Regions from separate parts of the Mus musculus genome. Here region 2 is linked to region 1. The links are chromatin loops, found by intact Hi-C in ENCODE. Cell type or tissue: heart. All regions are shown on one strand.

The links. Hi-C counts contacts between places; a loop is a spot of excess contacts. Peaks named below come from ENCODE experiments on the same cell type or tissue, not always from the same donor. Only the 100,000 strongest peaks of a DNase experiment are listed, where the experiment ranks them.
Region 2: it touches region 1 in a loop (2.8-fold over the local background); 2 of 42 quality-filtered maps call a loop at or near these places.

Annotation. Positions count from the first base shown.
Region 1 is chr4:117,911,858-117,919,857 of GRCm38, reverse strand. It overlaps Ipo13 (importin 13), which reads left to right and starts at 4,859. Exons shown (of 20, transcript NM_146152.3): 1 at 4,859-5,570; 2 at 7,349-8,000. The coding sequence starts at 5,487. In heart, a CTCF peak has its summit at 4,623; DNase peaks (open chromatin) are centred at 4,597, 4,827, 5,527, 6,227 and 1 weaker place; H3K4me3 peaks cover 3,548 bases; H3K27ac peaks cover 3,123 bases; H3K27me3 peaks cover 304 bases.
Region 2 is chr4:118,175,488-118,183,487 of GRCm38, reverse strand. Kdm4a (lysine (K)-specific demethylase 4A) reads left to right here and starts at 3,445. Exons shown (of 22, transcript NM_001161823.1): 1 at 3,445-3,595; 2 at 5,912-6,093; 3 at 7,759-7,934. The coding sequence starts at 5,956. In heart, a CTCF peak has its summit at 3,865; DNase peaks (open chromatin) are centred at 3,397 and 3,747; H3K4me3 peaks cover 2,603 bases; H3K27ac peaks cover 2,319 bases.

The DNA of each region.
Region 1 (8,000 bases):
TATTTATTTTTGTTCTTTTTGAGACAGGTCCTCTACATGGCCCTGGCTGTCCCAGAACTCACTATTTAGACTAGGCTTGCTCCAAATTTAGATCCACCTGCTTCTGCCTCCCGAGTGCTGAGATCAAAGGTGTGTGCCACCATACCTAGCCTAATACATTAAAACAAGACAAAACCAAACCAAACCCCTAAACTATATTAAACTTGATTTGAGCTTACTGTATGGCTTCTCTCTCTGTATTGATTAGACTTTTCCTAACATAGAGCCTTCAAGCAGTAGCACAGTTAGGCAAGTCTGAGAAGGGCTGGCATACTGTCAGGAGGAGCAGCTTTGTAAACCTGGGGAAGAAACGGATTAAGACCAGGGCTGGAGCTGGGCAGTGGTGGCGCACACTTTTAATCCCAGTACTTGGGAGGCAGAGGCAGGCAGATTTCTGAGTTTGGGGCCAGCTTGATCTACAGAGTGAGTTCCAGGACAGCCAGGGCTACACAGAGAAACCCTGTCTTGAAAAACAAAACAAAACAAAACAAACAAAACAAAACAAAACAAACAAACAAACAAAAAAACAAAACAAAAAAAGACCAGGGCTGGAGACAACCGTACAGGGCTTTAGTGTTATCCTATGGCACTTGCGTTTTGTCCTGAGGGACCACTAAAGGGTTCCCAGTGGGTTTGGTTAAAGCGTATGTGCTGCTTGGATTTTGTCAATTTCATGCTTATGTCTAAGTTTACCTAGACAAACCTGGGAAGAAAGGCTCTCAGTTGAGTTGCCGCCATCAGATCATCCTGTGGGCATGTCTGTGAGGCATCTTCTTGCTAATGACTGATGTGGGTGGCAAGCGGTCCTGGGTTGCATTAGTAAGCCGAGCAATTTCTGCAAGTTGAGCCAGGAAGCAGTGTTCCTCTGTGGTTGGTCTCTTCCTCAGTTTCTGCCTCTAGGTTCCTGCTTCTGCCCCTACCTTCACTTCTCCCTCTATGATGGCCTATGGTCAGAGCGGGTAAGCCCCAGGATTATCATTGCATCAGAAAAGTAAACTGAGACAGTATGCTTCTGATAGATCACCAGTTCCCATGTACGGTGATGGGAATGTTAAGGCGGGTCAGGGGTCTCTGTTTTGAGTTGTTATTCTCATTGATAGAATAGTTTGAAAACAGACACAGAAAGAAGCTTGGAGCTGGTGATTTCATTAAAGCCAGAGAGAAGCAATGGGAGAGAAACTGATTGTCCCAACAACTGCTGGGGGCATGAGGCGTGGGGTGGGGGACAGGGGCTGGAGAGGAGACACAGTTAGGCCTTTTGCTTTAGGCATGGAGATTGGCAGCAGCTGAAGAAAGCCAGGATATCTGCAGGGGAACAGTGAGAAAGTCCAGAGTCTCAGAGAAAGCATGCCTGGGCTTTCGGCCAGCATTTGAAAACGAGATAGAAAGAAAAGGAAGAGGGGATACTCTGAGCAACAACTCAAACTCCAGGCTGAGCAGGGGAGATCTACAAGGAACTGCTGTCTGTGAGAGAGTTCTTAGAGGGTCCAAGTACATTATTCCACTGAGGGGATAACTTCTCCCATCCTTTCAGCTTGTCTTAAGGTGAATCAGCTTTCCTGAGGGCCGGTCTTCTAGCCAGCCGATTGGCAGGTCCAATTAGATCAACTTTCTGAAAACTCGGTTCATTCATTCATTCATTCTGTGTATGTGTTGAGTGGGGCATGTACACATGGACAAGCCTTGGGAATCAGTCATCTTCTACTATGTGGGGTCCCAGAATTGAACTCAAGTCCTCAGGTTGAACAGGAAGTGCTGTTAGCTGCTGAGTCAGACCAAAATGTCATGTCTCTAACCCAGAGCCAATATAGAAGTCAGATTCCATTCTTTGGATCAGGAGGAAGTAGCTTTCCCTTAACAAAGCCTTGATACCTTCCCTTTTTCATATGAAATTTCATTTATTTACTTATTTAATTTTTATGGGCTGATGTTTTGCCCGTATGTCTGTGCAGCACAGTGTACCCGGTGCAAGTGGAGACCAGAGACGGAGTCATTTCCCCGGAACTGGAGCTACTGGCTGGTTTTGTGTCCACTTGACACAAGTCAACACAGAGCGTCGGTTGAGGAAATGCCTCATGAGGTCCAGCTGTAAGGCATTTTCTCATTAGTGTTCAAAGGGGAGGGCCCAGCCCATGGTAGGTGGTGCCATCTCTGGGCTAGTGGTTCTGGGTTCTAGAAGAAAGCAGGCTGAGCAAGCCATGGGAAGGAAGCAAGACAGTTAACCAGCCCACTATAGCATCTGTATCAGTTCCTGCTTCCAGTCCTGTGTGGGGCAGTAGACTGTGAGGAAGCCTGATAAGGTTGAGCTGGGTTGGAAGCCCCAGGACCCAAAGGGGAGGTAAGAGCTTCGCCTGCTCTTGATGTCAGGTCCGTCATGGAGCCCCAGCCCCAGAGACCATGGGTCACATAGGGGCAGTGACTCCAAGCTCCTCCCCACGTGTAGATGAGGCATCCCAAATATCTCCAAAGAAGCCAATAGGAAGCACCTGCTGTCAGACCCCAACCCATCCCAAAACTGTATATAAGATCCTATCCAGAAGGAATCAAGGTGTGTGGCAATTACTCTGTCACCTGAGAGCATCTGTCACAAGAGCTGTAACAATTCCTGGGAAGAGAACGCTCTCCCAAGGCTTTCACCACTAGCAGCTTCGTCCCTGAACCTCTGCTTGCTAGCTGAGCCCTCTGCTGCTCTTCTCTGCGCACGACTTGGCTGGCCAAAGATCTCTGAGGATAGCATCTGGTATGCAGACTGGCTGGCCATGCTTGAGTTCCTGTCCTGGCTTCTCCAGAGATGGACTATAATATGGGATTGTAAGATGAATAAACCCTTTCCTGCCAAATTTGGTCATGGTGTTTTGTTACACCAATAGAAACCCTAAAACGGTTGTGAACCACCTTGTGAGTGCTGGGAATTGAACCCAGGTCTCTGGAAGAGCAGCTGGTGCTTTTTTTTTTTTTTTTTTTTTCCGAGACAGGGTTTCTCTGTGTAGCCCTGGCTGTCCTGGACTTCACTCTGTAGACCAGGCTGGCCTCAAACTCACAGGGATCCAATTGGCTTCTTTAAAACGCTTAAAACATTTTCTTTTTTTCCTTTTGGACAACGATTTGCTGACTCATTGTGATGGATGGACTTCCTCTAGCAGCCAAGTGAGTCCTTCTCCTTCCCAGGCTTTGAGGATTCGTCAAGATCTTGTCAAGTTTCTTCGACCTTCTCTGGCCTCAGCAGCTACTTCCAGAGCCAGCTTCCTCCCTTAGAGCACAAGTGTCACCTGGTGTGGTGGGACACATGTAAAGCCCTGTATAGTGACTCCAGCTCTTGTCTTAATCTGTTTCCTCCCCAGGTTTACAAAATTGCTGCTCCTCCTGACGGTATGCCAGCCCTTCTTATTCTTACCCAACTTTGCTACTGCTAGAAGGCTGTGTTGGGAAGAGTTTAGTCAATAAGGAGAGAGAAGCCATATAGTAAGCCCAAATTGAGCTTAATATAATTTATCTAAAAAAAAAAAGTTTTAGGCTGGGCATGGTGGTACATAACTTTAATTCTAGCACTTTGGAAGCAGACACAAGTGGGTTTCGGTGAGCTGGAAGCCAGCCTGGTCTACAGAGTTTCAAGATAGCCAGGGCCTCACAGAGAAACCCTGTCTTGGAAAAAAAGAAAAGAAAAGAAAAAGAAAGATCCTTCTGTTTGAAATCATTTCCTTTCCTGCTGACAGGAGTCAAGGAAAGAAAAAGTTGAGCATGGAGAGGAAGTGCCTGCTGGGAGCAGGGCTTGCCTTCCTCCAACCTCAATTTCCCCATTTTAGCTGAAGACAATGAATAAAAATACCCACTCAAGCCCGGGCTACATAGTGAGATCCCCGCTTGAAAACAAAGAAGGTGGAGGATGTGGTTCAGTTGACAGGGTGCGCGGGAGGCACAGCACTTCAGACACCCATCTTGGTGGCACACTCCTGTAATCCCGGGAGTGCTGGGATTAAAGAGGTACACTCCCCACCCCAAGGCAAGAGACTCCATCTCAAAACAAACCAACCCGCCACAGCAGAATAGAGAGAGAACAAAACCTAAGGTAAAGCCATGAGCTATTCTTACTTGAAACATAATGAAAACCTTAACGATTTCCCTTCTCCTCCTCGTTTCACACACACATACACGCGCGCGCGCAGAATAATATGATTTCCCGGTTGCTCCCGAGCAGATCCACAGTGCTTTTTTTTTTTTTTTTAATTGTGGGGCACCAAGTAACTCCTATCTTTCCTCTTCTTTAGCGGGTGCTGATGGTCACCAACACAACCAGTTCCCTGTGCCTGAGCGCCGACCAAACGTGACCCTCTCCCCTCCATTCTTGGCTTCCAACTCCACCCAAAGGCCCCATGAATCACGTCTTCGCAAGAGTTGCACTCCTAGGCAATGTGACTGAGCAAGATGGTCCTCTGCCCTAAGCCGAGAATAGGATAGGGTTCCATAGGACCCCCAACCCACGTGCTCCAAGCCTCCCTCCTCAGGAGCCACCTTCCGGTCCGACGAAAACTACATTTCCCAGGGTGCATAGAGGCGGGTCCTTGCTTCAGGCAGGGGCCCCTGGCGGTGTGCCGTTCCGTCGCCTGTTCGGGGGCGCGCGAGCTAGCACGAGGACAGGGCCAAAGACCCGGAATGAGTTTCCGCGTAGTTCCGCCGTGCCGTGTCTCGATGTGCTTGGCCGTGCCGGGCCAGGACAAGCGTGGGTGGGGGCCTAAGTTGGTGGTACTGGCGACAGGCGCTCGGGACAGCCCGAGTCTTGCTGAGGTCCCCGCCCCGTCCCGGCCGGGCCGGCCTGTCTGTCAGTCACTGGGGCGGAGGCAGCGACCGTAGCGGGGCCAACGCCGGGAGGCGAACAGATCGCGGGCCAGGCGAACGGAGGGGACCTATCTCAGTCCCCCAACTCTACCGACTCTGCCCCAGACTCACGAAACTGCAATCCCGTGCTTCCTTGGACGTCTCCGTATCTCGCGAAGGGCTCTCTCCCGGGTGATCTCCCAGCCCCCCTGACCTCATAGCATCTAGAAGCTCGTCCAGACTGGGGTGTTATGGGTACAGGCCGTTGATTCTGTGACCCCTCACGGGCCAGGGCCTCTGTTTCCCCTATAGGCCTCCCTCCCCTATGACTTTTGATTCAAGGGACAGAGCTGTGACCTCCCACTAGGACCCTTGTCTGGGAGTACCTCACGGACGCCTCCCTTCTGGGAGCCGCCTTAGCGGGTCCCTTTCCGAAGAGCACATCTTTTGACCTCTGCAACCCACTCCCCCTCCAAACGAGGTGGGCAGGCCTCGGCAGCCATGCCCGCCCTGGGCATCCCCTCATCCCACCACCTCCCGGGTACTCAAGCCGGGGTCTAGCAGGGGGCCGACAGCCAAAGGGCTGGGGCAAGAAAGAGATCAGGGTCCACCTCCCTGCCAGGCAGGGAGCAAAGATGGAGCGGCGGGAGGAGCAGCTGGGGGCTGCAGGGGCTGGAGCAGCACCAGCCTTGGACTTCACTGTGGAGAACGTGGAGAAGGTATGAGGGCCTTGGGGTGGGCACTCCAGTGACAGAGCAGAAGTTCTGGGGACTGACACTAATGCCAAAGCTCAGACGCGGGCTCAGTGCCCGCTGGGATGATGCCCCCAGAGCACCTGGTATTTACCATCTCTCTTGGGCAGCCGGCTTGGACAGCAGTGTTGCAGTGCCTAATGGGCTATTTTGGGCTTTCTGTAGACACAGGTCCCCTTTCGGATAGATACTCTAGGATCTTAGGTTGTTCCCTGTAGGGTGCTGAAGGGTTTAGACTTATAACCAAATCGGCTCCTGCCCAGATCCAGGAGAAAAGCAGGCGGAGTTCTGGAGGGAACCAGAAACTCACAAGACCTGCCACTCAGCCACCCCCACCCCCACGTTAGAAACCACACGGATGCTGAATGATCCTGGACCCGACTCACTTTTTTTCAGTCAAAGGCTCACAAAGATATCTGGAGCTAAACCCGTCTGAGTTATATGTTCATTTATCTTCAGAAAGGGTCTTTTCCTTATTGGATGGAAGTCAAACCGGTCCTGGACAGGCAGGAGTGTGCCTGGCTCTCTTGTTTTGTGCTGGGTCCAAGGGGCTTGGCTCTGCTGGCAACTTTACAGGGCCCTTCCTTCCTTACCTGCCCACATGGCTTTCTGCCATGGCCTCCTTCCAGACTTCTCCATTGCCCAGGCCATCTTTTTCTATTCTATTCTTCTCCCAGCAGCCTGGAATGCAGGAATGCACCCGCCCCACCCCCAATACTCCCAAGGATGATCCGAGAGGTAGGGGTATCCTACTGGATAGCAAGGGGCAGTCATAGAAAAACATTTGTTGTTCTTGAGGCTTGTTTACCTAACAAATGTTGAGAACACATATCTTCTTGTTCGGTCTCTTGTCTCCTTTTGCTTCCTTGAGTGGCTGGCTGTACAAGGGACAGTAGCCATAACTGGCTTTCAGGGGGCGGGAGGGTACAGATTTGGTTAATCCTAGTTGGATGGAGTCCATTTAGGGAACCTGGCTGGCCCTTGGGGCTGGACAGTGTTGGCATGGTGGCACATGGTTGGTTTCATGTGCTGCCAGGGAGATGAGCCATTGTTTTCTCTCTGCATGAAGTCCCAATGGAGTTGGGCCTTGGGGATTCTGCTGCTGACAGCTCCCGGGTAGGCACTTGCTTAGGCTGCTTCTGGCCAAGGCCTCTCTGCATCATCTGATTGGAGACTTACTTGTACTCTCTGAAGATGTATGTTCCCACCCTCCCTTCCAGTGTATCCGTTCCAGAGCTACCTGGCCTGAAGCAGTCCTTCTCAGATTTCATACTGGCTTTAGTGCCAGCCTCTGGAGTGACCTCGGGATGATCCTGGGGGAGCAGATGGAGTTTGCTTGTTGGAATCAATGGGAGGAGCTGTATCTAAAGAGCCAGGCTCCTTCAGGCTGTTCTGTACTTGTCTGGAGCTTACATTTATTCCCCGTGGAGTCATTCCCTCCTCCTAGGCCTTGCCCTTACATACCTCCCTGTGGGACGAGCCCAGCCCCGGCCTTTTCTGCTTTCCTGTGGAGAGTCCCTCTCAGAACCCGTTTGTACTATAAGAAGAGAATATGATAGAGCATGGGCAAGATTCAGGCTTTCAAAAGGTCAGCGGAATCCTGAGCTCTCTCCCTTCCTACTCACTCCGTCTTCCCCCAAGTCAGGGAGAGGCAGCATCTTGCAGGACCGAGTCCCACCCTCTGTTCTGGGCTCTGGCAGGATCCAGAGTAGCCAGCACCTGCTCAGTCCTGTGCTGTCCTGCAGGCGCTGCACCAGCTCTACTACGACCCCAATATTGACAACAAGAACCTGGCTCAGAAGTGGCTGATGCAGGCCCAGGTCTCTCCACAGGCCTGGCACTTCAGCTGGCAGCTACTACAGCCAGACAAGGTGCCCGAGATCCAGTACTTTGGGGCCAGTGCCCTGCACATCAAGATCTCTCGCTACTGGAGCGACATCCCCACCGACCAGTATGAAAGCTTAAAGGCACAGCTCTTCACCCAGATCACCCGCTTTGCCAGCGGCTCCAAAATTGTGCTGACTCGGCTGTGCGTGGCGCTGGCCTCACTAGCTCTCAGCATGATGCCTGACGCTTGGCCATGTGCTGTGGCAGATATGGTTCGGCTCTTCCAGGCTGAGGACTCGCCGGTGGATAGCCAGGGCCGTTGCCTGGCCCTGCTAGAGTTGCTGACAGTACTGCCCGAGGAGTTTCAGACCAGCCGCTTGCCCCAGTACCGCAAAGGTCTGGTGCGGACCAGCCTGGCTGTGGAGTGTGGGACTGTCTTCCCATTGCTGGAGCAACTGCTACAACAGCCCAGCTCTCCTAGCTGTGTGCGTCAGAAGGTGCTCAAGTGCTTCTCCAGTTGGGTGCAGCTGGAGGTACCCCTGCAGGACTGTGAGGCGCTCATTCAGGCTG
Region 2 (8,000 bases), 260 kb before region 1:
GTTTTTGGGGCTGGGCGCTGGGCGCTTGCCCTCCTGGCTCCCAAAGATGTAAGCAATAAAGTTTTGCCGCAGAAGATTCTGGTCTGTGGTGTTCTTCCTGGCCGGTCGTGAGAACGCGTCTAATAACAGCACTCTTAACCGCTGAGCCATCTCTCCAGCCCCACCACATGCTTTTAACCACTGAACAATCTCTCCAACTCCAAGCAGTAGGAATAGGAGAAAAAAAAATTTTTTTTTTTGGTTTTTTTTCGAGACAGGGTTTCTCTGTATAGTCCTGGCTGTCCTGGAACTCACTTTGTAGACCAGGCTAGCCTCGAACTCAGAAATCCGCCTGCCTCTGCCTCCCAAGTGCTGGGATTAAAGGCGTGTGCCACCACCGCCTGGCAGGAGAATATTTTTTTAAGAGTTATTTATTTATTTTATGTATATGAGTACACACTGTAGCTGTACAGATGGTTATGAGCCTTAATGTGGTTGTTGGGAATTGAATTTGGGACCTCTGCTTGCTCCGGTCAACCCTGCTTGCTCTGGGATTTATTTATTTATTATTATAAGTAAGTACACTGTTGCTGTCTTCAGACGCAATATGTGGTTGCTGGGATTTGAACTCAGAACCTTTGGAAGAGCAGGCTTACTCACTGAGCCATCTTGCCACCCCCGAGGAGAATCTTAAATTCAAGAATTCAAGACTACCTTAAATCAAGAACAACAGCCAGGTGTGGTGGCGCATGCCTTTAATCCCAGCACTCAGGAGGCAGAGGCAGGCGGATTTCTAAGTTCGAGGCCAGCCTGGTCTACAAAGTGAGTTCCAGGACAGCCAGGGCTACATAGAGAAACCCTGTCTTCAAAAACCAAAACCAAAACCAAAACCAAAACCAAAACCAAAACCAACAACAACAACAAAAACCCCCAAGAACAATAACAAAAGAGTTAGCAAGATCACTTAGCTGGTAAAAGATGCTTGCTGCCAAGACAGACAATCCAGGTTGAATCCCTAGGACTCATAGGGTAGAAGGACTGAATCTCGAAAATTGTCCTCTGGTCTTTGTATGAATATGCACTGCCCTTCAACAAATATATGAACATATTATTATTTTGGAGAGTCTCACCATTATTCCTGCCTGGTTTGGAACTTACTCCTTAGACCAGGCTGGCCTTGAAGTCACAGACGTTCACCTGCCTCTGCCTCTGCCTCCTGAGTGCTGGAATTAAAGGCATTGCACCATCAGGTCCACCCAAAATAGATATAATTTTAAGAATTAGAAAAAATGAATATTATCAATTAAAATATTGGGAGTGCCAGGAATCGGGAGGCAGAGGCAGGTGTCTCTCTGGGATCTTGGTAAGTTTGAGAGGCTACCCTGATCTACAGAGGAAGTTCTAGGACAACCAGAGCTACACAGAAAACCCTTACCTTGAAAAATCTATCGATCTATCGATCTATCTATCATAATATATGATCAATATAAATATCACACATATACACACGATAGTTAATGTCCCTTCTCCTTCTCTTCTTCCTTCTTTTGGAGTTGGGGTTTTATGTTGTCCATGCTGGCTTGGAATTTGCTATGTAGCCCAGGATGTCCTTGAACAACTTTTTTTGTTTTGTTTTGAGACAAGTTCTAAAATGTACCCCTGGCTGTCCTGAAACTCCTTATGTAGACCAGGGTGGCCTCAAGCTCACAGAGATCCACCTGTCTCTGTCTCCCAAGATCTGTAATTAAAGACGTGCCACCATGCCCAGCTATGAACTTCTGATTTTCTTGCCTCTACCCCTCAAGGGCTAAGATTGGTAGGCTTGTGCCATGATGCCCACATATCTATCTCTGTATCTCTCCCTCTTATATATAGAGACAGGGTTTCTCTGTATAGCCCTGGCTGTCCTGGAACTCACTTTGTAGACCAGGCTGGCCTCAAACTCAGAAATCTGCCTGCCTCTGCCTCCTGAGTGCTGGGATTAAAGGCGTGCACCACCATGCCCGGCTGCATCTCTCCCTCTTAAGAAAGAGTCTTACTATGTAACTCTGGTTATCCTGGAACTACCTATTCCAGGCTGGCCTCTCATTTTTTTTAAAGCACCCTTTTCATCAGATATGTGCCTAGATATTTAACCCATAGCATTCTATGAAGTATCTCCTTTTAGTTAACATTGGTAAACTCTTGCCATCCATCTCAACTCTCCTGAATTTGTTCCCCTTGAAAAATCCAGGCATGGACGAGAAGTTGTTTAAAAACTTTTTTTTTTTTTTTTTTTTGGTATTTTTTGAGACCGGGTTTCTCTGTATAGCTCTGGCTGTCCTGGAACTCACTTTGTAGACCAGGCTGGCCTCAAACTCAGAAATCTGCCTGCCTCTGCCTCCCAAGTGCTAGGATTAAAGGCATGTGCCACCACCGCCCAGCTTACTTTTTTTTTTTTTAACCTATTTATTTAGTGTGTTTGTGGCGGCGGTGACACTGCAATCCACTAAAGTCAGAGGACATCTTGTGAACTTGTATTGATTCTCTCCTTCAACAGCTTACCTCAGATCATAAGACTTGTGCCTTTCCTCTCAGTCATCTCTCTGTACCGAAGGGTTGGTTTTGAAAGCAGTTCAAACACAATACAACTCTTCTTCCCGGTGCTATCGGGAATTTTGCTCATGTTTTATGCCCTAGTGAGTTCTCCTCCTTATTTGACTTATAAGGGTGTTAACCTCTCTTTCTTCATCGTCCTTGACAATCTGGGAACTCCTTAAGGCTGCTCACAGCCTCTCAGGAACTGCTCCTAATGACTTCTAGGGATCCTGTTCGGCCCCCTGAAGTGCCTTTAATGATTCTTAGAATCACCCTGTTCGCTCCAAGAGCTGCTAATGACCCCAAATTTTCGCTCAAGGGGAGCCGCTTTTAAAAAGCCTCAGGGATATCTTCCTTCAGGATCTGTCCTAATGACCCCCCAGGGCTCCTTCTCCTGGAGCAGATCTTTACCTAACCCGCCTTGCCAGCAGGCGAGGGGCTTCTTAGAGAAGAGAGTCAAACTGAGAGTACTGGGCAAACTTGGACATGCTGGTCACGTTCTCTGAACTCCTTGACTTTAGAAACTTTCCCGGAGGTCTTCCATCGCCTTTATATCTTAGGCAAAGGAGTTACTCCAAGAAAATTAGGCTTATCCTTTCGCTAGAAACATCCTATAACCACCTGCTCGCCCTTCCCCATAACCGGCTAGCCCATTTCAGGGTATTCGCTTCTTTCTACCCAGCTTAACTATGGAGATCTGAGTCAGCCTCTGATAGGCTAACTCTGGATCCAGCCCTGATGCTCAGTGGCCCCAGTCCCCGGAGGCTCAGCGTTTTCTCCTGGCAACAGCTCGAGACGACGCTCATAGGCTAAGCGGACTCGTAGTTCCAGACGCCGAGTCGGTGTAGTGAGTGTTCATTGGTTAGCTGAGGACCTAAAGCCATTCTTGGGTTGGTTGACTATGGGCTCTGTGAGGCTGCGCAGAGTCAGACTTTAAAGGAGGCGGAGCTCTGTCTTTCGCCCTCAAGAAAGACAGTGGGATCGGCGAGTGGCGACAACAGCAATCGGGCCTGAGCCCTGCTAGGGCTTTAGGCTCCAGGTGAGAGCCATCGGGTTTTGGATTCCCCAAGGGGTTGATGCTGCCAAAACCCTTGGCCGTGAGCTCCAGTGGGGGAGGGTGGTGAGGTGGGTCTTTCTGTGCTCTGTGATCGACATGGGGTTTGAGCAATAGAGAAAGGAGCTTCTAAAATAAGTTTTGCGATTGGTTCTTTCCAATCTCTAGTGGCCAATGGGCGTCGGGAGAGGGGGGCGGGCCCACTGGGCCTTATTTTCTTCTTCCTGCGGCCGGGCCTCCCTCGCCTAGGCGGTGGGGCCGGGAGGGGCAGTGTCTGTAAGTGGTGTGTGGGGACACTGGGAACCGGGCTGCCTTTGGAGGGATGCCGCGGGGGTGGCTGCGGGGGCGGAGAGTGCGGGAGTTTCAGGTCACTGTTAGCAACAGCTGCCTTTATGGAGTGCTTACCGGGCCTAGCGTTTAGGGCTCGCTTGCATCATCTAAGTTAATCATACGATCCATCAAGGCAGGGGTTTGGGGTCCCCATTTTGCAGGTGGAGAAACTGAGACTCATCCAGTCCATTCACACAGCCAAGGTGTTAAAAAGTGACAGAGATCAGACCGGTATTCAGAGTTTTCACTCTAGAGCCGAAGGTTTAGCTCCCGGTACTCTTTGCTTTGTTGCTGAAGGCGGACGGGAAGGTGCCCCAGACCAGATTTCCCCAAGGGAATAGATCGCGGGAATGGAACCCTAGAGTTAAAGTAATGGGATGATCCGCTAAAGTGAGCAGAGGATATGAGTTATTCAGCAGTTACTGAGTGCCTACTTTGTGGCGAGCATTGTTCTAGCTTCTGGACACACAAAGATAAACAGAGCTAGAGGCAGATGAAGCAACATTGTGACCACCTTTGAAGCCCAGGGGAGGAGCCCCAGTCTGATATTTATGATACCTTTTTGTAAAAATTTCAAAAGTAGAATATATTGAAAATTTCCTTTTAAAAGGAAAAGTCTCCTAAATTGAATAGGCTTCAAGTTCCTCCACACTTTCAGAGAAGTCTTAGTTCATGTAAGTATTAGAGCTGAGGTAGCAGAAAGTGGTAGAAGATGCTTTAGAGGGGGCACTTTGGATACATTTCCTGGTATGTAAAGCAGGGATAACAGTATATCTTTTATGCAAAGTTAATGAAAAATGCCTAGCCAGAAATCCCTCCCTTGGAGTGGAATGGAAACCCAAGAGTTACCATGACAGGGTTTCTGTTTAATGCCCTGGAGTTTGCCTCCATGCTGCTTCCCAAAACCCATGCTAGGTTGTGGGCAGGTTGTAGGCAGCTTTCTCCTGTATAGTGAGTAGGACTGCCAGTGGCTTTGAGGAAACAGAACTCCTGGGCTGTGAGTGAGGAGGTCCAGTGAAGGACATACCAGTTTTGCTTCTAAACTGGCTCCTTTTTAGCATGCATTGTCTTTTTCTGGTTGTGGCGATTGTGGCGATCTGTTGTATTACCAACACTGGGTTTAGGCTCTGCCCACTTACTTGAGGACCTCATCCAAAAATGTCTATGTATTTTCTCCCGGCAGTTGGGGAGTGTGCCCTGTATTGCCAGCTCATTGCCTGCTTTCAGTGCAGTTGAGCCATCGGAGTTCATTGAGTACTGCTGAAACCATTTTGATTTAGATAGAAGAGTTTCCCTTCAGTGTTTTAAACTCCTAACATACTGTTACTATCAAAGTACTTTTAAAACTTGAACCCCCTGAAGCCTTAGAGTCTGCAGCTAAGTGACTTCTCAGTGGTTTAGAATCTTGTGATGCCGTGCTCCAGAAAACAGCCCATAGGAAGCTTTTTAGAAGCTCTGGCTGTCCTAGAACTCATTCTGTAAACCAGGTTGACCTGCCTCTGCCTCCTGAGTACTGGGATTAAAGGAGTGTTACCACCACCACATTATTCCCCTTGACCAGGTGTACTCATTGTAGATGTTGGATTACTAACTCTACATCCTGCCTTCTTTCTCCCTCGTGCTGGGCTGCTGGGCATCTTCTGGTTTCCTCGGGTTCTTTTTTTTTTTTTTTTTTTTTTAAAGATTTATTTATTTATTATATGTAAGTACACTGTAGCTGTCTTCAAACAATCCAGAAGAGGGAGTCAGATTTTGTTACGGATGGTTGTGAGCCACCATGTGGTTGCTGGGATTTGAACTCCGAACCTTCGGAAGAGCGGTCGGGTGCTCTTACCCACTGAGCCATCTCACCAGCCCCCTCGGGTTCTTTTTAAACGGAACAGATTCTGCTTGTCCATCTAGTCCATTTAAATAAGCATTGTAGTAGGGGGCAGTTCCTTGTCACTTACTTTTGTTCTCTTAACACTTCAGGTTTTTATCCTAGCAAAATCGGCCTCAAAAACAGAGAAGACAAGATGGCTTCTGAATCAGAAACTTTGAACCCCAGTGCTCGGATCATGACCTTTTACCCCACCATGGAAGAGTTCCGGAACTTCAGCCGCTACATTGCCTACATTGAATCCCAAGGAGCTCATCGGGCTGGGCTAGCCAAGGTAGGGAGCAGGAATGTGAACCTGCTTCGGCAGCCGCTATGAGAATATTTCTGGCCTCTGTAATTGGAAATTAGTGGCGGGCTTGTACTTATTTGCATTGAATTACTGATGCTCCTCTCTCTCCAGTCCAGTCTTCCTTTCACACAGCCTGTGGCAATCATGTTTCCTGAGTCCCTAAAGAGGAAATGGACAGTGGTGCTATTTTTTTTTTTTCTAAGTGAACACCAGGAAAAAACCTGAGTAGTCCTGATCCTTGCTGATAGGATGGTATGCAGGTGGGACAGGAAAGGGACATACAGAGCCAGTGTCCCCAGGCCTGGCCTGGGGCTCCATGGTTTACAGCTTTTACCTGCCACTGGCATTCCCAACACCTGCCCCTCTCATTTTGGTCCCCCCTGCACTGATACAGTTCGGTTTCCCTCAGGGACTTTCTTCAAGGGAGAGACTCACTGGCCAGGCCACATAAGGGTTCTGGTCTCTGTAGTTTGGAGTTGGTTTCTATTCTTCCTATGCACTGAAGTAGGGCCGCCCTCCCGACCCCTAGTCAACCAACCCTTTCTATGTTCAGTCACTCACGAGGTTTTCTGAGTCCCCCACGGTAACGCGATTGCATTTCGGAAGGAACCCTTTCAGACTGATGCGGAAGACTTCCTCTGAGCCAAGGGGAGCTGTCCCGCCGTTTCAGTTTGAATTCCCTGCTGTATGTGTGTACGGGTTCACTTTTTGTTTTTGTTTATCATGGGACTGAAGATTCAGATCTAACACTCTATACCTCTGAGTTAGTTACCTTTTTTGTTTTGTTTTGTTTTGCTTTTGCTTTTGTTTTTGTTTTAGAGCCAGGGTTTCTCTGTAGCTCTGGCAGGCTGGTCTCAGACTTAGATCCACCTGCCTCTGCCACCCAGTGCTGGGATTAAAGGTGTGTGCCACCACGTCCGACTCTGACCTTTTTTTCCCTAGCCCGTTACTCTTTTGATATAGAAAAAGAAAAAGAAAAAAAGAAAAAAATATATACACAAAATCCAAGGATTTCAGTTCCAAAGTTGAGGACTAGTCTTAGACTTTGGTGTCTTTCTTCTCTGAGGCTCCCGTCAGCTGTCTCAGAGAAAATGGCTCGTTCACACAGTAGTAGGCCCTGCAGGGCCCACAGTATAGCTTTACAACACATGGTGAGGGTATAAATTGATATACGTATTAGATTTTATATAAAAGCTGTTTGGGTTTTTATGATGCATATCCATTATTTTCTTTCATAAGAGCCATAATAATTACTGTTTTCTCAGTTTTATGTTAGCCTAGGCGAGTTTAGAGTGGACTAGGTAGTCATGTTGGTCTCAAATAGGAGATAGCCTGGAGTACTAGTACAATGGGTGTCGCCCAGCACTTCTGCTTCCGTTGCTTTGTTTGCAAAAGAACTCTGGGCTGTTCAAGAACCCACTCTTCAATCAGATAAGGCGCCTAGGTTTACAAGTTCTGTTTTGCTTAGGTCACTGAGATTATGGGGTGGGCAGTGTTCTCGTGACAGCGTGACTTCCTGGGTTTGGGGGAGTGTAAGTGAATCAGAGTTACTTTCTGGTAAAATGGACCGCTAGTCTGGACAGTGGCCTACACACTTGTGGGATTCTGACTTGCCCGTTTCTCATCTGCCCCCTTCTCCATGCCTTGTAGGTCGTTCCTCCCAAAGAGTGGAAGCCTCGAACATCCTACGACGATATTGATGATCTAGTCATCCCTGCGCCCATCCAGCAGCTGGTGACTGGCCAGTCTGGCCTCTTCACTCAGTACAACATACAGAAGAAAGCCATGACCGTTCGTGAGTTCCGCAAGATCGCCAATAGCGACAAGTGAGTGGAGATGCTTTGGCGGGGAGGCGGGGGCGTTCCATTTTGTTCTGCTTTGGTTTGGAGACG